Linked DNA regions of Homo sapiens: region 2 is linked to region 1. Evidence: read pairs that join two places in POLR2A ChIA-PET (ENCODE). Cell type or tissue: PC-3. All regions are shown on one strand. Links, peaks and the distances in the headings refer to the core of each region. The heading gives the core; the rest is flanking DNA. Region 1 overlaps ZNF546 (zinc finger protein 546). Region 2 holds the start of LOC124904719 (a long non-coding RNA gene).

Region 1 (9,399 bases), core at 1,400-9,399:
AATTTATATAGTATAAAATGTACTCATTTTAAGTGTCAATTTTTATAACATTTTAAAACAGTTTTATTGACATATAATTAGCATACAATAAACTGCACACATTTAAAGTATAAAATTTGCTAAGTTGCCCTGTATATTGTGAAACCATTTCAAAATCAAAATAATAAACATATCCATCACCTCCAAAAGAAATCCCTCCCTCATGTCCCTCTCTACCCACTGCCCAGGTAAGCACTGATCATCTCTCTGTCACTATAACTTAGTTTTCATTTTCTAGAATTTTGTATAATGGAATTATATGGTGATTTTTTTCTTCCTTTTTTAAAAATATGGTGATTTTTAAAATTTAGCTTCATTCACTCAGCAAAATTATTTTGAGATTCATCCATGTTGCTATATGTATCAGTACTTCATTTCTTTTCATTGTTGAGTAGTATTCCATTGTATGGATGTACCACAATTTACTTATCCATTTATGTATAAGGATGGACATTGAGTTATTTCCAGTGTTTGGCTATTACAGATAAAGCTACTGGAAACTTTCATGTAAAATTCTTGGTATAGACTTATGCTTTCATTTATCTTGGGTAACTGTCTGGGGTAGAATGGGTAGATCATATGATAAATATATGTCTATTTTTTAAGAAACTGCCACACTGTGTTTGAAAGTGGTTGTATCAGCCAGTAGCAGTGGCTTATGCCTGTAATCCCAGCACTTTGGGAGGCCGAGACAGGTGGATCACTGGAGGTCAGGAGTTCAAGACCAGCCTGGCCAACAAGGTGAAACTTCATCTTTACTAAAAATACAAAAATTAGCCAGGCATAGTGACAGGCATCTGTAATCCCAGCTACTTGGGAGGCTGAGGCAGGAGAATCACTTGAACCCTGGAGGCAGAGGTTGCAGTGAGCCGAGATTGTGCCACTGCACTCCAGCCTGGGTGACAGACCAAGATAATGTCTGAAAAAAAAAAAAAAAGAAGAAGAAAGTGGTTGTATCTTTTTACTTTCCCAGCAGAAGTTTATGAAAATTCCAGTTCTTCGACATTCTTGTTAGCACTTTGGTATGGTCAGTCTTTTAAATTTTAGCTTTGCTAATAGGTGAGTAATGGTATCTCACTGTGGTTTTAATTTTCATTTTCCTAATGCCTAATAATCCTGAGCAACTTTTTATTCTTAATTTATCATCCATATATCTTCTTTGGTGAAGCATCTATTACAGTCTTCTGCTCATTCTCTTTGCTTCTTTCTTTCTTTTTTTTGAAACAGAGTCTTGCTCTGTTGCCCAGGCTGGAATGCAGTGGTGCGACCTCGGCTCACTGCAACCTCCGCCTCCTGGGTACAAGCAATTCTCCTGCCTTAGCCTCCTGAGTAGCTGGGACCACAGGCATGTGCCACCATGCCCAGCTAATTTTTGTATTTTTAGTAGAGATGGGGTTTCACCACATTGGCCAGGCTGGTCTCGAACTCCTGACCTCAGATCCACCTGCCTCAGCCTCCCAAAGTGCTGGGCTTACAGGCGTGAGCCACTATACCTGGCCTTCTGCCCATTTTCTAATTGCATTGGTTGTTTGCTAATTATTGGGTTTTGAGAGTCCCTTATATATTCTGGATGTAAGTCCTTTATCAAATGTATGATCTGTAAACTCTTAACAGTGTCTTCTGAATAGCATAAGCTCTTAATTTGATTAAGTTAATTTATCACATTTTTCTCTTATGGATTGTCCTTTCAGTCATATTTAAGAAATCTTTGCCCAATATAAAAAGTACAAAAATTTTCTGTTTTCTTCTAATTTTTTTTTTTTTTGACAGAGTCTCGCTCTGTCACCCAGGCTGGAGTGCAGTGGCACAATCTCGGCTCACTGCAACCTCCACCTCCCGGGTTCAAGCAATTCTTCTGCCTCAGCCTCCCGAGTAGCTAGGACTACAGGTACACGCCACCACACCCAGCTAATTTTTGTATTTTTAGTAGAGACAGGGTTTCACCATATTGGCCAGGCTGGTCTCAAACTCCTGACCTCATGATCTGCCCACCTTAGCTTTTCAAAGTGCTGGGATTACAGGCGTGAGCCACTGCCCCCAGCTTTTCTAGAAATTTTATGGTTTTAGATTTTTACATTTGTATACCTATTGTACACAAACTCTTCCAGAAACTTTAAGATAAGGGAATACTTCCAAACTCACTCTTCAAGTCCAGCATTACCCTGATACCAAAACCAGACAAAGGCATTATAAGAAAAGAAATCTATAAGTCAGTATCTTTCATGTACACAAATGCAAAAATTCTAGACTAAGTTTTAGCCATTTGAATCCAACAATTTATGAAAAGAATAGTAGTTACTGGCCATTCTTGGCATTCCTTGGCTTGCAGACGCATCACTGCAGTCTCTGCCTCCATCTTCATGGCACCCTCTCTTGATCTCCCTATGCCTCGCTCTTATAAGTACACCTGTTATTGGATTTAGGGCCCACCCTTTTTCCATATTAGGTCACATTCACAGGCACTGGGAGTTAGGAACATGTCTTTTCTGGGGGCCACAATTCAACCTACTACATCTGAGAATAAAGGCGTTTATTTTTCTCCTTTCTAAAGCCTGTGTTCTTCACCTTGCCTTACTCTACTAGCCAGGACCTGCAGTGTAATTCTTGACTAGCAATGAGTTTGAGGATCTGTGAATGAGTAATGATAAAACAACTGATGCTCACCAAATAAAATATCTCAGTACTTGAGTTGGGACAGAGACAAAGAGAAGGAACAGTAGCCACACACACAGGGCAAATGTAAACAGTTTTGGAGATGCCTAATGTTCAAGGTAACAATAGGTAATTGGAAAATGATGAAATACAAAAATGACTTTTCCATTTATACTTTTGATTGAGCAATTTTGGATGTATCTTTGTTCCCTTTCAGAAGGGAAGTGATCCAGGAAAGAGCATATTTAATTGCTGTACTAGGATGAGATTGGAATCAGGGAGATATATTCATAACTATGTTGTAATTTGGGGAAATTAAGTTATTATACTTAGCTGCCCTCTCAGTGACTTGTTTGTAATATTTACAGAGGTGGTTTGCAGAGGTCTTCCAAATAAGAAAGGGGTTTTTATCAATGGTAATATGTTTGGGTTTTATTCTAGGGGGAACGAGAAACTCTATTCTAAAGGGAAAAGAATTAGGTACAGATTTTCAAAATGATCTCCATCAAAGCCATTTGATGAAAAAGATTTTAAATGCACATATCCAGGACTTGCTCCTATAGATTTTGATTTTGTCTGGTTTGGTGCCTGAAGAACAGTATATGTAAGAAATTTCCCTAAATCCATCCTAAATAAGCGGATCACTGATTTACCCTATTATCCTATTCACCTATTTTACCATTCTTTTTTTTTTTTTTTGAGACAGAGTCTCGCTTTGTCACCCAGCCTGGAGTGCAGTGGCACAATCTTGGCTCACTGCAAGCTCCACCTCCTGGGTTCACGCCATTCTCCTGCCTCAGCCTCCCGAGTAGCTGGGACTACAGGCACCCGCCACCACGCCTGGCTAATTTTTTGTATTTTTAGTAGAGACGGGGTTTCACCATGTTAGCCGGGATGGTCTCGATCTCCTGACTTCATGATCCACCTGCCTCAGCCTCCCAAAGTGCTGGGATTACAGGCACGAGCCACCGCACCCGGCCTATTTTACAATTCTTAAAAGTCACATCATTTTCTGAGGTATTTTGCCTTCTTTTAAATTGCACTACAATAATTTAGAGTTCTCTAAGCCAGGAACCAGCAAACTATAGCCCATGAGCCAAATAGCTCACTGCCTGTTTTTGCATGGCTCTTAAGTTACAACTGTTTTTTCCATTTTTTTAATGGTTGAAAAAATCAAGATTTTGTTTCATGTAAACACTTTTTGAAATTTAAATTTCAGTGTCCATAAGTCAAGTGTTATTATAACACAGCCACACTTATTATCATCTGTGGCTACTTTTGTGCTGTAATAACAGAGCTAAGTAATTGTGACAGAGACCATATGCCTCCCAAGGCCTAACACCTTCACTATCTGGTCTTTTAAAGAAGAAGTTTGTTGAATCCTGCTCTAAACCATTTATTTCTAATGTATGTTATTTCTGTTTATCTTTTATTTCTACTATGAGGTACAACCCCCATCCCTGCCCCAACACAGAAAAATAGCATTATAGCATTTGTTTACTCTTTGCTTTTTTTTTTTTTTTTTTTTGCAGATTTGGAATACAAGTATATTACCAAGAATTTGCTTTCAGAAAAGAATGTTTGCAAAATCTATTTATCTCAATTGCAGACAGGGGAAAAAAGTAAAAACACCATCCATGAGGACACCATTTTCAGAAATGGTTTGCAGTGTAAACATGAATTTGAGAGACAAGAGAGACATCAGATGGGATGCGTTAGTCAAATGCTAATCCAAAAACAAATATCTCATCCTCTACATCCAAAAATTCATGCTAGAGAGAAATCATATGAATGTAAGGAATGTAGAAAGGCCTTTAGACAACAGTCATACCTTATTCAACATCTGAGAATTCACACTGGTGAGAGACCCTATAAATGTATGGAATGTGGAAAGGCCTTTTGTCGAGTGGGAGACCTTAGAGTACATCACACAATCCATGCTGGGGAGAGACCCTATGAATGTAAAGAATGTGGGAAGGCCTTTAGACTTCATTATCACCTTACTGAACATCAGAGAATACATTCTGGTGTGAAACCCTACGAGTGTAAGGAATGTGGGAAAGCCTTTAGTCGTGTTAGAGACCTTAGAGTACATCAGACAATTCATGCTGGAGAGAGACCTTATGAATGTAAAGAATGTGGGAAGGCCTTTAGACTTCATTATCAACTAACTGAACATCAAAGAATTCATACTGGTGAGAGGCCTTATGAATGTAAGGTTTGTGGCAAGACCTTTAGGGTACAACGACATATTAGTCAACATCAGAAAATTCATACTGGTGTCAAACCCTATAAATGTAATGAATGTGGGAAGGCCTTTAGTCATGGCTCATACCTTGTTCAACATCAGAAAATTCATACTGGTGAAAAACCCTACGAATGTAAAGAATGTGGTAAGTCCTTTAGTTTTCATGCAGAACTTGCTCGACATCGTAGAATTCATACTGGTGAGAAACCCTATGAATGTAGAGAATGTGGAAAAGCCTTTCGTCTTCAAACGGAACTTACTCGGCATCATAGAACTCATACTGGTGAGAAACCCTATGAATGTAAGGAATGTGGGAAGGCCTTTATTTGTGGTTATCAACTTACTTTACATCTGAGAACTCACACCGGTGAGATTCCCTATGAATGTAAGGAATGTGGAAAAACCTTCAGTAGTCGCTATCATCTCACTCAACACTACAGAATTCATACTGGTGAGAAACCCTACATATGTAACGAATGTGGAAAAGCCTTTCGTCTTCAAGGAGAACTTACCCGACATCACAGAATTCATACATGTGAGAAACCCTATGAATGTAAGGAATGTGGGAAGGCTTTTATTCATAGCAATCAATTTATTTCACACCAGCGAATTCACACCAGTGAGAGCACCTACATATGTAAAGAATGTGGGAAGATTTTTAGTCGTCGCTATAATCTTACTCAACATTTTAAAATTCATACTGGTGAAAAACCCTACATATGTAATGAATGTGGGAAAGCCTTTCGATTTCAAACAGAACTTACTCAGCATCACAGAATTCATACTGGTGAAAAACCCTATAAATGTACAGAATGTGGGAAGGCCTTTATTCGTAGCACTCATCTCACGCAACATCACAGAATTCATACTGGTGAGAAACCCTACGAATGTACGGAATGTGGGAAGACGTTTAGTCGGCACTATCATCTTACTCAACATCACAGAGGCCATACTGGTGAGAAGCCCTACATATGTAATGAATGTGGGAATGCTTTTATTTGCAGTTATCGACTTACATTACATCAAAGAATTCACACTGGTGAGCTTCCATATGAATGTAAGGAATGTGGAAAGACCTTTAGTCGTCGGTATCATCTTACTCAACATTTTAGACTTCATACTGGTGAGAAACCTTATAGCTGTAAAGAATGTGGGAATGCCTTTCGTCTTCAAGCAGAACTTACTCGACATCACATAGTTCACACGGGTGAGAAACCCTATAAATGTAAAGAATGTGGGAAAGCCTTCAGTGTTAATTCAGAACTTACTCGACATCACAGAATTCATACTGGTGAAAAACCCTATCAATGTAAAGAATGTGGAAAAGCCTTTATTCGTAGTGATCAACTTACTTTACATCAGAGAAATCATATTAGTGAGGAAGTCCTATGCATAATGTAAAGAGAATACGATGGCCTTTAGAAAATGCCCTTTAGCAGAGAATTTGTAATTTAAGAAATTTTCTGTTTGTTACGGAACATGTGGGAATCCCTTTTACTTCATGCTCACAATTTATCAGAAATTATTTCGTATGTTAAAGAGTCGAAAGACTATAGCATCACTCAGTCCCTGTTAGACTTTAGAAGATTGATACTGATGCACTGCATCCCAAACCATCAAGGGCCTTTTCCCCTACAAACTGTTGTTGAACAGTGCTTCTCTAAAATGCAATAATAATGGGCCAGGTGAAGTGGCTCACACCTGTAATCCCAGCACTGTGGAAAGACAGGAGTTCGAAACCAGCCTGGGCAACATAGTGAGACCCTGCCTCATGGCTTTAGTGAGCCATGATTGTGCCACTGCACTCCAGCTTGGTGACAGAGTGAGATCCTGTCTCTAAATAAATAAATAAAATGCGGGCCAGGCACAGTGGCTCACACCTGTAATCCCAGCACTATGGGAGGCCCAGGTGAGCAGATCACCTGAGGTCAGGAGTTCAAGACCAGCCTGGCCAACATGGTGAAACCCCTTCTCTACTAAAATACACAAATTAGCTAGGCATTGTGGGGGGTGCCTGTAATCCCAGCTACTCAGGAGGCTGAGGCAGGAAAATTGCATGAACCTAAGTGGCAGAGGTTGCAGTGAGCTGAGATCGCACCACTGCACTCTAGCTTGGGCAACAGAGCAAGACTCTGTCTCTTAAATAAATAAATAAATAGATTACCAGAAAAATGAAAAGAAAAAAACAGACATACAAAATAAAAGCCCCAGTTTTTTATTATGGTATTTAACTGAGTTAACTCTGTCAGATTGCTGCAAACATTTCTAAATACTTGCTCTTGGTATCTATAACTTTTGCAGAGACCAGAAGCAAACAATTTGTGGGCCAGTGTCAACACATGGACCACACTTTATATAGCACTGTAACGGAAAATGATTCTGTTAATGTAATGAACATGGGAAAGACCAGCCTTGGCCTATCTTTATGATATATATAAATAATATAATTCTCATAATTCCACCTCTGCCTATGTGGTGTTTGGCAAAACATGCCCCTGTGCCTTGGTTTTTAAAATGGTAATAACAGTACCACCTAATAGTATTTTTGTGAGGATGAAATGCTAATAAAAGATAAAACCTTTAAAAGAGTATTTGGCACACAGCATTTTATCAATAAATATTGCTTTATTTTTTTCATTGGGGATACATTTAGTACATTCATGTGAGAGGAAGGCCCTGTGGGTGTAAGAAATTTGTAAAAACTGTCCATTACCTTTCACTCCTTATTTAGATTGGAATAATTAACTGGAGATAATATCCAGTAAAATAGATTAAACTTCCATTTATAAAGTCAGAACCTATCTCTGAAAATTAATGTGAGAAAGAAATCTCTAGATTTGATGGGTGTGAAGATTATGAGAGTAAAGTTTTGAAGACTCAGGGATAGCTGTAATGCTTTTTTCTTTTTATAACCCAAAAAGCAGGTATGTCAGTCGCTTTTTCTGCCCACAATGATAAATTAAAAACAGCCACTATCCATTTGGAAAACTTAAAAGAATAATGAACAGTTATGTTCTATCTAGATTCAGCAATTGTTAATATGTTGTCACATTTGGTTTGCTTATACATAATATTTACATATTTTGCTGTAGTATTTGAGTATAAATTGCAGATACTATAACACATCACATCTAAGAATAAAGGCTGCCTCCTACTTAATTGCTATATAACAATTGTCCAACCTGTCTGTGCCCCAGGGCAGCTTTGAATGCAGTCCAACAGAAATTTGTAAGCTGTCTTAAAACATGAGATTTTTTTTGTGATTTTTTTTAAGCTCATCCGCCATTGTTAGCACATTTTATGTGTAGCCCAAGATAATTCTTCTTCCAGTGTAACCCAGGGAAGCCAAAAGATTTGACCCCCAGTAACTTCACACCTAAGGAGATTAGCAATAATTCCATAATCTGTAATATTCAGTCTGTGTTCATATTCTCAGTTGTGTTCATTCTTTTCATTTGTGTAAACAATGCTTTTCATAGGTTATTTTTAAATTCAGGAACCAAATTCATGAATTACATTTGTGCATTGTTCGTCTCTTTTAAAGTAAGAATGGCCCTTCCCCCCACAACTTTATTGCAACATTGACTTTTTTTTTTTTTTTTTTTTTTTTTTTTTGAGATGGAGTCTCTGTCGCCCAGGCTGGAGTGCAGTGGTGCGATCTTGGCTCACTGCAAGCTCCGCCTCCCGGGTTCAGGCAATTCTGCCTCAGCCTCCCCAGTAGCTGGGACTACAGGCGCCTTCAACCATGCCCGGCTAATTTTTTGTATTTTTAGTAGAGACGGGGTTTCACCATGTTAGCCAGGACGGTCTCGATCTCCTGACCTGGTGATCTGCCCGCCTCAGCCTCCCAAAGTGCTGGGATTACAGGCATGAGCCACCGCACCCGGCCTTCCCAAAGTATTTTTAAATGTGCTTTTTTATCCCCAGTATTTCCCATTAACTGGAATTTGGGATTAGAGACCCAATTAGGGACAGATTAAATATTTTGGCAAGAATACTTAATGGGAGAAATTTTGTATTTCAATTTGTAACCCATTAGGTGGCATACAATGTCATTATACCACTATGGTATCCTTAGTTCATTCACTTGGTGTAGCAGAACATACATTCCAAAGATGGCCACACCAATATATCCCATTCTGCATGTTCATCTTACAATGTGATACCAACACTCCCCAAGAGGTAGAGCTCATGGTCCTTCCTTTTGAATCTGGCCAGGTGGGCCTGTGTTTATGGCAGGAATAACACTGTGATTTCCACGACTAAGTCATAAAAGGCAATACAGCTTCTGCCTGACCCACTTGGGATGAAGCCCAGCCACCATGCTATGAAGATGCCAAGTAATCACATAGAAAAGCTAAGTAAAGCTGTCCTGATTACAGCTGTAATTGAGGTAACAGCCGGGATCCAGCACCAAGTGTATGAGGGTATGAGCCTTCAGATGATTCTAACCCTTAGCC
Region 2 (9,399 bases), core at 750-8,749, 200 kb before region 1:
TGGCAGTGAGCCGAGACGGTGCCACTGCACTCCAGCCTGGGCAACAGAGTAAGACTCCATATCAAAAAAAAAAAAGTGGTTGTAAATAGACTTTCTAATATTTTCCTGCACCTAAAATGTTTGTCTTGAAAACCCCCAGAAAACCAGGACCATCTTCAGAGACTATTACCATGACCACAAATTCCACAAGGACAGGTAACAATCTGTCTTACTCACCTCAGTATCCCAGCCACTGAATGAGATGTGAAAATGTATTCAATTGTACACCAAACATGTATTACAGAATGGGAGAAAATATTTGCAAACTCTCCATCTGACAAGGGATTAATAACCAGAATATAAAAGGAGCTCAAACAACTCAATAAGAAAAAAAAACTTATAAACTTATTTAAAAATGGCCAAAAGATCTGAATAGACATTTCTCAAAAGAAGACATACAAATGGCAAACAGGCACATGAAAAGGTGCTCAACATAACTGATCATCAGAGAAATGCAAATCAGAATTACAATATCATCTCACCCCAAGTAAAATGGCTTTCATCCCAAAGACAGGCAATAACAAATGCTAGTGAGGAGGTGGAGAAAAAGGAACCCTCGTACACAGTTGGTGAGAATGTAAATCAGTACAGCTACTACGGAGAACAGTATAGACGTTCCTCAGAAAAAGTGAAAATAGCTGGGCGCAGTGGCTCATGCCTGTAATCCCAGCACTTTGGGAGGCTGAGGCGAGTGGGTTGCCTGAGGTCAGGAGTTTAAGACCAGTCTGGCTAACATGGTGAAACCCCGTCTCTACTAAAAACACAAAAAAATTAGCTGGGCATGGTGGTGTGTGCCTGTAATCCCAGCTACTCCGGGGGCTGAGGCAGGGGAATTGCTTGAACCATGGAGATAGAAGTTGCAGTGAACAGAGATCGCACCACGGCACTACAGCCAGGCAACAGAGCGAGATTCCATCTCAAAAAAAAAAAAAAAAAGAAAAAGAAAAAGAAAAACTGAAAATAGAACTACCATATGATCCTGGCAGAATCCCACTGCTAGGTATATATCCACAAGAAAGAAAATCAGTATATGGAAGAGACATCTCCACTCCCATGTTTGTTGCATCATTGTTTACAAGCGCCCAAATTTGGAATCAACCTAAGTGTCCATAACAGATGAATGGATAAAGAAAACGTGGTGCATATACACAATGGAGTACTATTCAGCCATAAACAAGAATGAGATCCTGTCATTTGCAATGACATGGATAGAACTGGAGGACATTATATTAAGTGACAGAAGCCAGGCACAGAAAGGCAAACTTGACATATTTTAACTCATTTGTGGGAGCTAAAATGTAACAACTGAACTCATGGAGATAGAGAGTAGAAGGATAGCTGCCACAGGCTGGGAAAGGTAGTAGAGGGGAGAGGAAGTGGAGATAGTTAATGGGTACAAAAATACAGTTCGACAAAATGAGTATCTAGTATTTGATAACACAACAGGGTGACTACAGTCAGAACTGATTTGTTGTACATTTTAGAATAACTGAGGGAGTACAATTGGAGTGTTCATAACACAAAGAAATGATGAATGCTTGAGGTGATGGATGCCCCATGTACCCTGATGTGATTATTACACACACACCTATACCAAAATATCTCCTGGACCCCAAAAATATGTACACCTACTATGTACCCACAAAAATGGAAAAATTAAAAATAATTTTGAAAAGCTTACTTAAGAAAAAAACAGGTAAAATTTTCAAAGCTAGAGGACATCAGAGAAAAAGTCAGGATATAGTAAAAAAAAACATGAAACTTAAGCCACTTCTGGCCCTCCCATCAGAAAGCTTGATGCCAGATGAAGATTGCAGCCAAGAGCCCTGGAGAGGGGGTGGCACCGTGGAGAGAAAGAGAAGCAAGAAAAGAAGGGGTTTGGTGCTAGGTAGTTCTTGGTGATGAGTCATAACTGACTGCAAAAAGTCAGCGTAAATAGACACTTGGTGAAGGCCGGGCGCGGTGGCTTATGCCTCTAATCCCAGCACTTTGGGAGGCCAAGGCAGGTGGATCACCTGAGGTCAGGAGTTCGAGGCCAGCCTGACCAACATGGTAAAACCCTATCTCTACTAAAAATACAAAAATTAGCTGGGTGTGGTGGCGGGCACCTGTAATCCCAGCTACTTGGGAGGCTGAGACACGAGAATCGCTTGAACCCAGGAGGTGGAGGTTGCAGTGACTGTTAAAAAAAAAAAATAGATCCCTGGCGGGGCACACATACTGCTCCTCCCATCAAGGGATGGTTGGCATACCTTGGCTTGAATCCAGGTTGCCCTTAGTGACTTACTTGACCAATATAATTCAGAGGAAGTGGCATTCTGGGACTTCCGAGGCTAGAGCATAAGATGTGTGGCTTCTGATTGAGCTTTTTGGAAAGCTCAGTCTTGGAATGCTCCCTCTCGGAACCCAGTCATCACACTGTGAGAGGCCCAAGTCACCTGGAGAGGTTATGTCTGGCATTCCAGGCCACAGCCAGCATCAGCTTCCAGCCATGTGAGTGAGCCATCTTGACCTTCAGAGTGGGGCCTTTAGATAACTGTGGTCCCAGCTGATATCCAACTGCAATGGCATGAGAACCGCCCAGCTGAGCCTAGTCAACCTGGAGAACCATGAGTGATAATAATTAAGTTGTTTTCAACAGCAAAATTTGGTGTAGCAGTAGATAACTTAAACCGTGGGCTGCCTCCAACAGCTTCTGTAAATATCGACAACTTTCTCCTGATCTTAAATGTATGACTGCAATGTTGGAAATCTCTTAAAAGTGATGGGTGGAAACAGCAGTGTGTCTGGGCACAGAAGGCTTCCAATGGATGGCAAGACCAAGCATGATAATCTGTGGTCTCTTTTAGAGCCCACTCGGTAAAATGGGGGACCTGGAACCAACCTCGCAGGGATGTTGTAAGGATTCATGCAGTTAAAGCCTGCAACGCAGGTCCTGATGCATAGTAGGTGCCTCCTAAAATGTTAGTTTTAACGTGTGTATCATGTGGATCACTAGTTAACATGTGTTTGACTGCAGCTAAATGGCCCCAAATCAGCAGTGCAGTGGCTCACACCTGTAACCCAACACTCTGGGAGGCCGAGGCGGGTGGATCACCTGAGGTCCGGAGTTCAAGACCAGCCTGGCCAACGTGAGGAAACCCCATCTCTACTTAAAAAAAAAATACAAAAAGTTAGCCAGGCATGGTGTTGCATGCCTATAATCCCAGCTGCTCGTGAGGCTGAGGTAGGAGAATCGCTTGAACCCAGGAGGCAGAGGTTGCAGTGAGCCAAGATCATGCCACTGCACTCCAGCCTGGGCAACAAGAGCAAAACTCCGTCTAAAAAAAAAAAAAAAAACCAAAAGGGGCTGAACAAAAAAGGAACTGCATTGTTTCACATAGCAAGAAAAGCAGAGGTGGGTTCCAGGGTTGTTAAATTCATTAATTTATCTATTCAAACATTTTAGTTCTACTTCAGTAAAAATTTTATTTAAAAATACATGAGTACCAACCCATTGTCAGGCACTGTTCCAGGATCTGGAGATATAGCATAGAAGAAAGCAAAGTCCCTTAGGTGGTTCAGTGACATTATCAAGAACTTAGGTCCTTTGTCTTTTCTGCACTGCCATCTTCAGCATGACACCTGCATCACCAGATGGTGGCCACCGCCCCGGCATCACCCGCTTACACGGCATTTCCAGGGACAGAACAGGGAGTCTGCTCTAGCCTCTCTCTCTTTTTGTGATTCAACTTTATTGAGATATAATTTACATGCAATAAAATATATCCACTTTAAGTATAAAATGCAATAAATCCCAAAAGTTTCCCTCATCCCTTGTGATTTTAAGATACAGTTTTATCACATATTTTTGTATGCTTAAAAATGTTTCCTTTTGCTTGGCTTTGAGCTTTATAAATAGTATCATCCTATATGGAGTCTTTTGTTTTATTCACATTATGTTTCTGTAATTCTTTTTTTTTTTTCTTTTTTTTTTTTTTTTGAGACAGACTCTCACCCTCTTGCCCAGGCTGGAGTGCAGTGTCCAGGATCATAGCTCACTGCATCCTCGACCTCCAGGCCTCAAGCGACCCTCCCACTTCAGCCTCCCGAGTAGTTGGAGCTACAAGCACACGCCACTGAGCCCAGCTAATTTTTGCATTTTTTGTAGAAATAGGGTTTCACCATGTTCCCCAGGCTGGTCTTGAACTTCTGGCCTCAAGCAATCCTCCCGTCTCAGCCTCCCAAAGTGCTGGGATTACAAGCAGGAGCCACCATGCCCAGCCTAAATTCATCTTTTTCTTGTACATCTGTTGTTCCTTCATTTTCACTGCTGTGTAATTGTCCGTCATGTGAGATATACTAAAATTTATCAATTCTCCTTTAAATGGACATCAGATGTGTTTCTTTTTGCTATCAGATAAATGCTTTACAAAAGCATACAAAAGTTGACAGATGAACTTTGTATACTTGATCTTAGCCAAAGGCTGAGAAGAGATACTATGAACTTTAACATCTCAATCGATGCATGTGGTCAAATATCTCTTCTTGGGTAAGGACCTAGGAGTGCCAAGCATATGGGATTCAGATTTTCAATTTGGTTCAGTTTTTCAAAATAACAACAAACTACTTCCCAGAGGGTTGTACTAATTTGAACTCCCATCAGCAACATATGAGATGTCCTGTGAATCCCCATCCTCACCTACAGCCATCTTAACTTTTGTCAATTTGAGGCTGTGAAACAGAATTTTAGTGTGGCCTTTTTTTCTTTAGATGTTCCATATAATTAGGGGCTGGCTTTTAGTCAGATGGCTGGGACCAAACGATTGAGGAGGAAGGGAATTTAGAGGGTGACTGTAATGATGAATCTATAATTGGTAGGGGACAGTGGGCAGGGTGGGATGGAAAAAGGAGAGCCATGATGGACAGGGAGAGTGTGGGAACGTGGCCTGGAGGTTGCGCTGGAAGCAGAGGTGGTACTTGAACAAGCAAGCTGGAAGGAGAGGAAGTGGATTTCAGTTTCCTGATCTTTGTCTTGCTCTGATTAGGGATGAGTTGGAACATCTTTTCATGTCAATTACAAAACTACTGAAGCAACCAAAGAATCTCAAAGGAAAAGACCGACAGACTATTTTTAAAATTACTTTATTTAAAGCAATGTTTCTATGCAATTTAAATAAAAGAAATCTCTGGAGAAAAAAAAAATCTCTTTATCACAATCTATGTTGTACCCAAAACTGATATAACTTAACAAAGAAAAGACCAAGCCCCCGTTCAGGAATGTGCCATTGGTAAAGGGCAAATCCTGAGAGGAGCTACAGGGTAGCTCAGAGACAGGTGGGCAGAGCAATTCTACAGAAGGCAGATGTGATCCATGGCATGGCTACTGCACGCCCAGCAGGAGTCGAAGCAGCAGGAGATGCTGTGCTGGTGGCTGGGCCATCAAAATGAGGCCTCTGAGGCTGGCTTCACAGTCCAGTTGTGAAATGTGCACGACCCACATCTCACGTGTCATTTATTAATGCAGTATATTCACTGACTGTGTGCCAGGCTCTGCAGATAATGTGGCAACCAAGATAGACTCTGCCCCCATGCTCATGGATTTATTGTCCAAAGATGAGACAGACGCAGAGATGCTGACATCACAGCTGGTCAAGGTGGGACAGGGGAGAGGCAGACAGATGGGTCAAGGCTGGGATGGGAGAAACCCCAGGAGCTGTGGAAGCTCAGAACGGGCCCCCCACCCACCCTGGGGGACCAAGGGGGCTTCCTAAAGGAGACACCTTTACTGAGACCTGAACAGTGTATGGAATTAGTTGTGGGGAGGTGGGTGAAAGAAGGGTGCTCCAAAAAGAGGGAGAAGCACGTACAAATGCCCACAGGTGACAGGGAGTCGGGAGTGTTCTAGACCAGCATGATCCAACAGAAGAGTAACACGAGCCATACATGTGAGCTGCAAAGCTAATTAAACATTTTCTAATAGCCCAATTAAAAAAACCATAAAATTAATTGTAATTTTAATAATATATTTTATTTAACTCAATATATCCAAAATATTACCATATCAGTATGTGATCAATATAAAACATTTTTTTTGTACCAAGTCTTTAACTCTGGTGGGTATTTATGCTTAAAATATATCTCAAGTCACACGAGCCACATTTCAAGTGCCCAGGAGCCACATGTGGCCAGTGGCTCCTGTACTGTACTGAAGAGCAGGGCAACACCTTTGCTACTCAAAGCCTTGGCATCATTTGGGAGCTTGAAATGCAGAATCTCAGGCCCCTTCCTCAACCCACCGAAGCGGAATCTACATTCAAAATCCCAGATGCACATCAGAGTTTGAGAGAAATGGGTCCAGTTCTGCCTAAAATACTTCTGTGGCTTCCTACTGCCCTCATGATAAATGTCCAGCTATTGAGGTTGGCAATCATTCATTCACTCCTTCATTTACTCATTCATTCAGCGCATGGTTACTGAGCACCTACTGAGTGCCAGGCCCTGTGCTGGGTGATGTTGAGGACTCACCGACGGTACAGACAGACCTGATTCTGACCCTGCTGGAACTCCCAGACAGTTAATAAATGAGTAGCCAAATCACTGTTTCATTTGGACTATGTGAAACATAATATGCTTAATGTGAATTTGCAGTGTACAAGGAGTGTCAGGGAAGGTCTGACCCGATTTGAGTGGAAAGGGATCCAGAAAAATAACCCAAATAAGGGAAGAGGCCACCACCATGGCGAAAGGCCACAAGCAGATTAAATGTCCTATTGCAGAGGACAGGATTGCCAAGCAACTCCAGCCCATTCATGGTCATTAAGAAGGATCGTTTTCAGGCTTCAGAGAAATGTGGAGAAACGCCTGGAGTATAGGGTTACAGAAAATGAGCCAGGGACAGAGCTGGTGCGGTGATATCACCCCATGCACAGACTTGTCTGAATTTGGAAAATGAGGAGAAAGGAGGGGATCAGAGAATCAGGAAGATGGGCAATTTGTCAGTAGGGAATGACTTGGGGCAAGAAATTGCAGGTTATCTTTTTTTAGGAAAATTTAAAAATCCCTTAACAAAACATATCTAGATTTGCTTTAAAAATAACTGAGGCCGGGCACGGTGGCTCACAACTGTAATCCCAGCACTTTGGGAGGCTGAGGCAGGCGGATCATGAGGTCAGGAGTTCAAGACTAGTCTGGCCAACATAGTGAAACTGTCTCTACTAAAAATACAAAAAAATTAGCCAGGTGTGGTGGTGTGCGCCTGTAATCCCAGCTACTCAGGAGGCAGGAGAATTGTGTGAACCTGGGAGGCGGAGGTTGCAGTGAGCAGAAATCGTGCCATTGCACTCCAGCCCGGGCAACAGTGTGAGACTCTGTCTATAAATAAATAAATAAATAAATAAATAAATAAATAAATCTGAGCAGCAGAAAAAGATGTGCAAGGTATGGATTAAGCAACAGTGGCCATATGCTGGTAACTGCAGAAGCTAGTGATGAGAACGTAGGAGTTCATCAGCCTCTTCTCTATGCTCTTATGTATGTTTGAAATTTTCCCTTAAAATAAGTTAAAAGTGTTTTACTTTTTCTTCTTCTTTTTAGAGATAGAGTCTTGCTCTGTCACCCAGGCTGGAGTGCAGTGGCACGATCACTGCCTAGTTCACTGCAGCTTCAACCTCCTGGGCTTAAGCGATCCTCCTGCCTCAGCCTCCCAAGTAGCTGGGACAACAGGCTTGCACCACCATGCCCAGCAATTTTTTTAGTTATTGTAGAGAAAGGGGTCTCACTATGCTGCCCAGGCCAGTCTTAACTCCTGACCCCAAGCAATCCTTCTGCCCTGACCTCCCAAAGTGCTGGGATTCCAGGAATGAGTCATGGTGCCCAGCATTTTAAAAATGTTTTTCTTTACAAATAATTGGTGATGTTGAAAGGTTTCTAGTCGCTGGAAAAGAAAGCAATTTAAGCCCCTCTTCCAAAGGAAGAAACTGTAAGATCAGAAATATGAGTTTCTCCTTTCAGAATAGAGTCAAGGAGGAAGGTGGTTAAAGGCACACATGATAGAACTGAGACTCCTAGGTTCAAATCCTGTTGCAGGCACTTACTAGCTATGGAACCTGAAGTAACTGATTTAAACTCTAAATGCCTCACTGAAAACCTGGGATAATAACAGTAGCTACCTCCTAAGGGGTATGTGAGGATTACTGGATGTATGCAAGCTGGGGGTTTAGAAGAGTGCCTGGCATGAAGAAGGCACCATACAAATGTGGGCAGTTACTGTGAAAGCCTATGCTAGCCAGGCTTAGAACTGCAAAATGTCCCAAAGCACATCCGCTAATAGTCTCTCTTTCTTTTTTTTTTTTTTTTTTTTTTGTAGAGACAGAGTCTTGCTGTCACCCAGGCTGGAGTGCTGGAGTGCAGTGGTGCGATCTCGGCTCACTACAACCTTGACCTCCCGAGTTCAAGCAATTCTCCTGCCTCAGCCTCCTGAGTAGCTGGGACTACAGGTGCACGCCACCATGCCCGGCTAATTTCTTTTGTATTTTAGTAGAGACGGGGTTTCACCATGTTGCCCAGGCTGGTCTCAAACTCCTGAGCTCAAGCAATCCGCCTGCCTCGGCCTCCCAAAGTGCTAGGATTACAGGCATGAGCCACCGTTCCCAGCCCACTAATAGTCTCTTTACTGAACTCACTGTGCCAACAGCCACTGATATCAGAGTGGAAGAATTCTCCCAATGCCAGTATTAATAATCTAGTTAACTTCCCTCTTGCACATACAAAATCCTTTTATACAATTCAGTTGTTCTAAATGCTTGTGAGACATTTTTTAGATACCTTGTAAGTCATGTTTATAAGGATAATTGTGATAATTAATATAGAAGATTCTCTTAATCAATGTGACTCAAAAGGAAGCTTACAAGTGATCCTTAAAATTTCACTCTGGTGTGACAACCCTAGTGTAAAGAGAAATGAGCCTCAGTTTTCTTCCTACTGCTGTAGATTTTTTAAAGTAATAAAGTGATTCCTGAAAGTTGTTTTCATCTTAAGCTGACACATAATGTGATTTATTTTCCTGTTTACTTTTCCCCCTACAACAGGTTTAATTGCGTTAAATGGTGAGATGGGAGGCCAAGAGCCCAGGGAGGAGGACAGGCAGAGACAAGGTGGGAGAGGACCGGGTTGGACCAAGGCAGAGTGGAAAATGGGAGAAGGGAGAAGATGTGAGAGATGTCCAGCAGTCCCAGAGGACAAGCCCTGGAAGCTGATGGGCTGGACGGGGGGCAGGGATGGGAGGGAGGCATTCAGAATGAGGCCCATGGCTCCCTCTGAGAACCTGGAGCCTGGAGGGGCCACCCCTGAGACAAAGGCTGAGAGAGCATGTTTGGAATC

What was found. ChIA-PET counts read pairs that join two places held together with the same protein. Peaks named below come from ENCODE experiments on the same cell type or tissue, not always from the same donor. Only the 100,000 strongest peaks of a DNase experiment are listed, where the experiment ranks them.
Region 2: POLR2A ChIA-PET joins it to region 1 with 17 read pairs; 4 of 35 experiments call an interaction of 5 or more read pairs at or near these places.

Annotation. Positions count from the first base shown.
Region 1 is chr19:40,009,442-40,018,840 of GRCh38, forward strand. It overlaps ZNF546 (zinc finger protein 546), which reads left to right. Exons shown (of 7, transcript NM_178544.5): 7 at 4,224-9,399. The coding sequence ends at 6,340. Among named protein-coding and RNA genes, the nearest start is that of ZNF546, 17 kb to the left of the region's middle. RefSeq lists an enhancer at 5,147-6,346. In PC-3, for the core only: no CTCF peak of the experiment used is centred there; no DNase peak of the experiment used is centred there.
Region 2 is chr19:39,806,945-39,816,343 of GRCh38, forward strand. It overlaps LOC124904719 (a long non-coding RNA gene), which reads right to left and starts at 2,613. Exons shown (of 2, transcript XR_007067258.1): 1 at 2,478-2,613. In PC-3, for the core only: no CTCF peak of the experiment used is centred there; no DNase peak of the experiment used is centred there.